Linked DNA regions of Homo sapiens: region 2 is linked to region 1. Evidence: chromatin loops called from intact Hi-C (ENCODE). Cell type or tissue: OCI-LY7. All regions are shown on one strand.

Region 1 (4,000 bases):
ATAGTTAACAAGTGATCATGGAAAGATGTCTCTGAATTAAAGAATCTCAATAAATGACTTTGGTAGGCATAATTCCAAGACATCCTTCACAGTTCCCTGCCACCTGGTGTACATGTTTTGCCTAATCTCTAGGATTGTTAATATGATCAATTTTACCCCCAGGATTAGGTTATATCATGTGGCACAATCAACTTTAAGAAAGTTGACAGATTGTTACTGGCTAGAAAACTTAGAGAGCCACAAGGCAAGGAATATGGGTGGCCTCTAGGAGTTGCAAACATCTCTGGCTGACAGCCAGCAAATAAATGAAGACCTCATTCCTACAACCACAAGGAATTTAATTCTGCCAACAAACTGACTGAGTTTGGAAGCAAAATTTCCCCAGAGCCTCTAAATGAAAACTCAACCTGTTTGACATATTGAATTCAGCTTTGTAGGATCCCAAGCAGAGAATCCTGTCATGCCACCCTGCCAAACTTATAGAACTGTGAACCAATAAAGAGATGCTGTTTCAAGATGCAAGTTTGTGGTAGTTTATACACAGCAATAAAAAACTACTACAATGCCAACCAGAATAAATAAAAAGAAACCAATATCTAGATACTGCAGAACAAGAAAGAGAAATGAAAGATGTTTAAAGTAGCTAGAAAGCAAAGAAAAATTACCTACAAATAAATAAGAACTAAATTGAGAGTTGACTTCTCAACAGCAATAATGAAAAGCAGAAGACTGTGAAAGAATATTTTCAGTCTTCTGAGAGAAGATAACTCAGCCTGGTAATACATAGCCAGCCAAGCCATCCTTCAAGAATGACAGCGGAATAAAGATATTTTCAAGAAAAACTGAAAATTTTCAATACAAAGCTGAATATTTTCACCTAAGAGTCACTGATTAAAGAGTATATTCCAGGAAGAAGTGAAAATGATCCAAAAGAAAAATCTGAAACACAAGAAAGATTGGTGAGCAGAGAATGTGAGGAAATAATCTAAGTGAACAAAAATATGTGCCAAAATTTGAACACTGACTATATAAAATAATAATAGTAATGGGAGGGAATGATAAAAATCAGGCTAGTGATAAAATACTGGACAGTAATTATGTATAAACCAGGAGGCTGTGATTGGTAATTTGTGCTTAATTTTTGTAAAGTCTTTGCAATGTTATGAAAGAATATCTGAGGTCCAATTTTACTTGGCAATACATGGATATATAGAAGCTTTGCTTGATAGAGCAGCCCCTCAGATATAGTGAAGAAATCCTACAGATCAAAAAATATATATACCACAAACTGTAATGCTTACCAAAACAGGAAAAAAAGACAGATTATGGCAGGGGATTTTAAAGTCAGGAGAAAACTAATAACTTCCCTTTTTAAAGTTCACCTAATTGAAAGATGAAACAACAAAACGAAAACGCTTTTCTTGAGTTCACCCAACTCCTCAAAAGTGAAGTAGTAACCACCATCCCAGATCAGAGAACTGACATCATAAACCTTCAAGCCAACTCAGGTTTCATCTACCCTGCCCTACAGAATTAGACATGTGTGTGTGGATGGTGATGGTTCCTTACATAGTTTTTATCTCCCAACATTCACCAAAACTGTGTGAATCTCTCTGAAGAGGCACTAGAAACCTCTTGTGAACTAGTATTTCTCAAATTGGGATGTGAGAGATTGCAGTTTCCTCGGGAAGTAGACATCCAAACTGAGATGCTCTGGCTTTACCAACTATCAAAGTTGATACAAATGATTTTTTTTATACAGACCCCTCGAACGACCAAATAAATCATCTGCTCTCTCAACCAGAAACAAATAATCTAAGTGAACAAAAATACCTGGTTGAAATAAGTTTAGTGCAGGGTTATATTCTGCACCTTAAAATTGTGTTTCTGAGAGATATTCCTCATTGATTCATAAATTCGTCAACTTTGTACTGTTCAGGGTATCTGGATTAAGCATAAGCTTTGGAGTCAGACAGCCTGAATTTCAAAATCAGCCTCATAACTTACGTAACTATTTCTTAGCCCCACTTAGCCTCGGTTTCATCATCTATAAAGTAGCAATAATAACACCTGTCACACACAGCTATTTTAGAAATAAGTAAGATTTCAGAAATCGATTTCAGAAAGAGCTGGCACCAAGGAAGCAATCAATCAGTGTCAGCTATGAGTATTGATAACACTAATGGAGGCTGCATCTGTGTGACTAATCTGTACCAGGGGTTTAAATATCACTAACATTGGACTTTGGAATGCATAGACACATAAAATGTTGGAGTTTGCGGAGGCTTAAAGTTCACCCGTTCCAATTCTCATTTTCTGTGAGGATTTGAAACCCAGACAGACTCAGGAACTCGTACAAAGTCACACAGCCAGTATAAGGAACTGAAATCTGACCCTCAGCCACTGAGCACCAATAACACTATTTCTTCTGTGTCACAGCTCATGTGTCTTCTTTTTTAATCTTACCAGCAAATAATTTGTGAGGTTAATAAAAATTAAAATTGAAATACTTTTCATTGAGCACACCCCAGTGAAACGGAAGGAACAAGGGAACATGGGGTCTGGCCAAAGAGAAACCAAGTTTGAGGAAGAACGTGTTTGGCCTTCCTAAATATAGTTCACCATAATGCCAAGCAAAGGAAAACAAAGAGGCAAAAGATTATAGGCTCATTCTGATATCTCGTAGGCCTATTTATTAAGTACATGATCAATTTCATGGACAAATAATCTTATGTTTTTAGCAATTGTATTTTCTGGCCAAAAATTCTGGAAACTTGTGCTGACAATGAGATGAAATATTTTAAATGCCTATTATCTTTAAAAATTCAGGTTACAAAATTTAATCTACCAACCATTTCTATCACTGTATCTTGTTTTGACCCCACCCCCATTCCCCATTGGAGAGATATTTCTGAAAAGTGATTTATGGGAGCTGGCCTTATTTCCATTGCTTTAACTACCTTGGAGCCCTATCTTCTTTGTATTCTCTAAAATGACTGCCCTTTCTGCACAGTCACTAAATACCTATTGAGTAGCCCATGGTGTCCTTCTGATGACCATCTGATGGGAAAACTTGGACATTTGTGCTCATTATGAACCATCTGCCCTTGAGTCCAAATTTAGAATATACTAATTTTTAAATTGTATTTTTCAACCCCTATAGCTGGTGTAGGTTGAATTCAGCAAAGAATTTTTCTATTCTGTCTTTGGGGACCCTCCAGCATCTTCTCATTCACATCTGAAAGGACGTCTCCCAGTCCACAGTGCCTGTGATTGCCACATTCTGGTGAGAGCTATATGGCAGATTCAAAAATCATTGCGCAGCCTGTCAGCTGATTGGGGTGAATGATCAATGTAACCGGAACTAAAGTTGTATGACATCATCTTTGCCACAGCTTCACGTGACAAAGCTCACTTCAAAAGTGCTTCTTTCTCAGACAAAGCCCTTTAGTCAGAAAAGCCACAAGTAACAGTTAAAATCACCTGGTCCAACCATATGGAAAGACTCACCAAGGTTCATAAAAATGAAACCACCCAAAGTATATGAGGTCTTCTGAGTCCTAATCCAGGGCTTTGACATGGCATCACCAATGCATCACATCCCACATGGCTCTCACTTCTTCCCTGGCACCTCTGCAAAGTTCCAGGGGATTTCCTGCCTCTCACTCTTCTCTCCTCATTCTCTGGACTCACCCTGATCTCATTTATGTATGCTTTTATCATAATTTTCTCTAAAGTAGCCCCAAGTCATAATTACATTAAAACCTGAAGTCTGATAAAATAGTGAATATAAAACCACAGCACTGCTGTCAAAAGTAGAAGAGTGATAGTGAGCTTATCTCCAGGGAAATGGAGAAGTGGTCAAACCACACTGCTATTTTTACCTGCCTGGTATTATTTGAGCCTAACTGAATGTGTGGTCACATGGACAGTGATTCAGAGATGTTAGGAAATTCAGGTCACCATTTATTTAAAGCAACTAGGTTCAAAAGATCCTTAT
Region 2 (4,000 bases), 450 kb before region 1:
ATGGAGAGTTGTCCAATAAGTCCTCTCTATCTAAACTACAATCAAAGTAATTCTTCATTTCCCCATAAAGAATGTCATTTCAACTATTATCAATATATTAAATAATCCTCTTTATCTATGCCTCTATCTTTCTGCTAATCAGATTAACATAGATGGCATTTATTCATTCTTTCTATACTCATCCAGTGTTAATTTGGTTCCATTATTGTTCTAGAAACCCAAATAATAAAATTACTTTAGTGGGAGATATTGGTATTGAGTAATTATTGAATTTCCACCTAAGTTCCTAAGTCAATAAGGAGAATCTTACCAAATACTTCTAACTGTAAGTAAATGAGAAATGGAACATTTATTCTTCTAAAGAGTATCATACCCATATATGGCCACTGTATCCTTATTTGTTCCTATTCTTGGATATATTCACACCAACACTTGGCTTTCTGGTCATCATAGAACACACCACCTTTCTTGTTTACATATATTCTATAACTTGCTCCTTAGTAGAGTCTTTATTTTCTCATTCATAAGTCCCCAGGTCTCTTCTGAAATTCAAGGGCTTTTCTTCCCATATTTTTCATTTATTCCACAAATGATCTTTACTACATGAAATATATCTTGTGATACAGTAGATAATATGACAACACATTCTATCTCTTCATTGAGTTTACCTTTTAGTGGAGGTATCAAATAGAAATGAGATAAAGAATACAGATTACCACAAATAGGATGCAATAAATAGTAAATACATAACACACTATTAGAAAGAGTAGTCAGGGAAATCTTGTCTGAGGAGAGAAATGGGATGTAATGGTCTCATGGGGACCTCAGAGGGAAGTTGAGACCTAAAGGATAAGACTGAGTCAGCCAGGCAAATTTCTACCAAAAAAGCATTCTATGCAGAGATAAGTGATCGCAAAGGCCTCCCTGAGATGGATAACGGTTTGATAAATTCCAGGAACAGAATGGGACCAGTATAGCTGGAATATAATGAAAAATCAGTAGAAGAGCATAAAATTAGGTTAGAGAAGACCGGGCACGGTGGCTCATGCATGTAATCCCAGCACTTTAGGAGGCTGAGGCAGGTGGGTCACCTGCAGTCAGGAGTTCGAGATCATCCTGGCCAACATGGTGAAACCCCGTCTCTACTAAAAATACAAAAATTAGTCGGGAGTGGTGGCGGTGCCTATAATCCCAGCTACTAGGGAGGTTGAGACAGGAGAATCGCTTGAATCTGGGAGGCTGAGATTGTAGTGAGCTGAGATCGCACCACTGCACTCCAGCCTGGGCAACAAGAGTGAAACTCCATATCAATAAAAAAAAAAAAATAGGTTGGAGAGAATATAAGTACTAGATACTTCGGAGTTTTGTAAACCAAGATATGGAGTGTGTATTTTATTATAAGAACAATAAAAATCCTTGAAGGATTTTTCAGCTAGGAAAAAAAAAAAAAACTTAGCCTGATTTTCATTTTTGAAGATTTCTCAATTTACTCTATGGAGAAACAAGTTAGGAGGCTGGTATAATCCAGTAAAGAATTGAAGAAGGCATTAAAGAATAAAATGCACATAAAATAAATACATGTCAAAGATGACATTTGATTCATTAATTAATGAAAAAACCAGTAAGATGTTGCAACTAATTAAAAAGAGAATCAAACAACACATGTATATTAACAATCAAAAATGCTTAGATGAATTTCAAATACAGTAGATGCAAAACTGGTCAATTTCCACAGGGCAATAATCAACTGAATTTCTATGAACAAGAATCATTTGCATGACTATAAGTTTTCTACAAATTACAAGATCGCTAAAATAGCTCAAAGATGATGAAAGTCACAAGTAAACAGGAACAGTGTGCTAGACAGGACATCCAGTAATCTTTATTTTTTTTCTTTCAAAGTCTTTTTTAATTTTTCCTGACAGGAGCCTGAATTAGATAGAACACTGATAGAGGACACAGAAAACAGTGCTGAATTACAGATATGTTGCAAAACTTCATTATTAAGATCCAAATCATCCTAGCTTCGATGTAACCATCACAAACTAGAACAAAAAAAGATATTTAATCTAGCATGAGAGCTGTTACTGAGGAACTAAGTGATGTCAGTCCCTTGAGAGAACAGGTGCTTGGTTTTCCTTCCCTTTGATGTCAGCTTTCCGGTGATGCGGTGATGAGACCTGCAGTAGTGTTTGCTTAGTCTTCACAGTCCAGTCAACCCTAGTCCTGTGACTGCTGTGTTAGTGTGATCAGTTCAAACTGTTCTGGTGTTTGCATGGCTGGGCAGCAGATCTCTTGACAGGGCTGCTCAAATTGGTTGCCCATCTTTTCTCTTCCCCACCAAAGTCCTGAAGGCTGAATGAACTGACAGCCCATTGATTGTCAGCTTCTGCTACTCCTTGGCCAAAGAGCCTTATGAAATACATACGGATGTCCATCAGTGTTCCAAACCCTGCAAGACTTGAAGTGCATTTTTGGACCATAGTTCATATGAATTTAGTAATAGCAGCCTGCGCAGCTGTTTTCTTCTGAAATCTTTGTATTACTTTTTCCAAATGTTCTTAACTAATTTTGGAGTCTAGACTAGGAAATGTCAATACTCTCTAATATGCTGCATCTCCACTATTCACAATAGCAAAGACATGGAATCAATCTAAATGCCCATCACTGACTGGATAAAGAAAATATAGTGCATATACACCATGGAATATTATTCAGCCAGAAAAAAATGAGCTCATGTATTTTGCAGAAACATGGATGGAGCTGGAAGCCATTATCCTTGGCAAATTAACATAGGAACAGAAAACCAAATACTGCATGTTCTCACTTACAAGTGGGAGCTAAATGATGAGAACTCATGGAGATAATAAGGGAATCAACAGACACTTGGGCCTACTTGAGGGTGGAAGGTGGGAGGAGAGAGAAGATCAGAAAGAAATAACTATTGGGTAATAGGCTTAGTACTTGGGTGATAAAATTATCTGTACAACAAACCCCCATGATATGAACTTACCTATATGACAAACCTGCACATGCCCCTATGAACCTAAAGTAAAAGTTAAAAAAAAATATGCTGCATCTCTTCACAATGCCTGGGGACATTTAGAGAAGACATTATTCATCAGTTAAGTAGATTAGTGATATGGTACCAAGTTCGCTCAGCTACTACCATGGCATTTCTTAATTTTTAGCTAGCCTCCACCCATGGGCACTTTCTTCCCTATCTATTCTGTTGTTCTTTCTTATCCACTCTCTCCACATATCCTCCTCATTGTGGTCACTGACTCTTACTCCCTGCGTTCTGAGATAATGTATGTGAAAGCACTCAATATTCTAAAATTCTACACCAATGTAAAGTATCAACATTACTATAACTCATATATTTCCAATCTAGTTTTGTGAGTAGGTGGGTGTGTGCAATGTGAGTGAGTGCATGAGTACAGAAGAACAATGCTCAGTTGTCGTGAACAGGCCCCCATCCTGGACTAACATCTCCATTACCCTCCCTACACAGAAAGAGCCTGAACTTATATGAAGATAGGCAAGACTCAGATACACCTAACTAATGACAAGTTTCAGATTTGAGGCTTTTTTTAAGAAGCACAGCAGTAGAAGTCCTTTCCTAGTTAATCTAAGAAGCAGATACAATTTGTTTGTAGTGTCTCACCTTTCCTATCCCCTGACATTTATTTTTCTTTATCATAAAACCCAATGCCCTCTACTATTCTCCAGCAAGTCCCATCTTCCTTATTGGTTAATGCCCCAGTACCATACTAAGTAATGCTTGGTGCTTTCTAATTACCTTTCCCCCAAACTCAAACTCTCGTGAATTTAGGCTATGGAGAAAAATGTTCTATTAATCTGGTCCACCTGAGAATATGACAAGATAATAACAATATCCATATGGGCAATTTCATGTTTAATAATTTGGTAATTGTTATAAATGGGTGATGGCTTTAAAAGTCTAAGAAAAACTTTTAAGAAAGAATGCTTTCTAAAA

Evidence for each region. Peaks named below come from ENCODE experiments on the same cell type or tissue, not always from the same donor. Only the 100,000 strongest peaks of a DNase experiment are listed, where the experiment ranks them.
Region 2: a loop joins it to region 1, with 3 times the contacts of the local background. A loop is called at or near these places in 1 of 110 quality-filtered maps.

What each region holds. Positions count from the first base shown.
Region 1 is chr5:40,483,213-40,487,212 of GRCh38, forward strand. No RefSeq gene overlaps it. Among named protein-coding and RNA genes, the nearest start is that of PTGER4, 190 kb to the right of the region's middle. RefSeq lists an enhancer at 3,534-3,593. In OCI-LY7, no CTCF peak of the experiment used is centred here; DNase peaks (open chromatin) are centred at 2,379 and 3,879; H3K4me3 peaks cover 2,414 bases; H3K27ac peaks cover 1,964 bases.
Region 2 is chr5:40,031,393-40,035,392 of GRCh38, forward strand. No RefSeq gene overlaps it. Among named protein-coding and RNA genes, the nearest start is that of LINC00603, 19 kb to the right of the region's middle. RefSeq lists an enhancer at 1,830-2,832. In OCI-LY7, no CTCF peak of the experiment used is centred here; DNase peaks (open chromatin) are centred at 1,819 and 2,159; H3K4me3 peaks cover 1,068 bases; H3K27ac peaks cover 1,411 bases.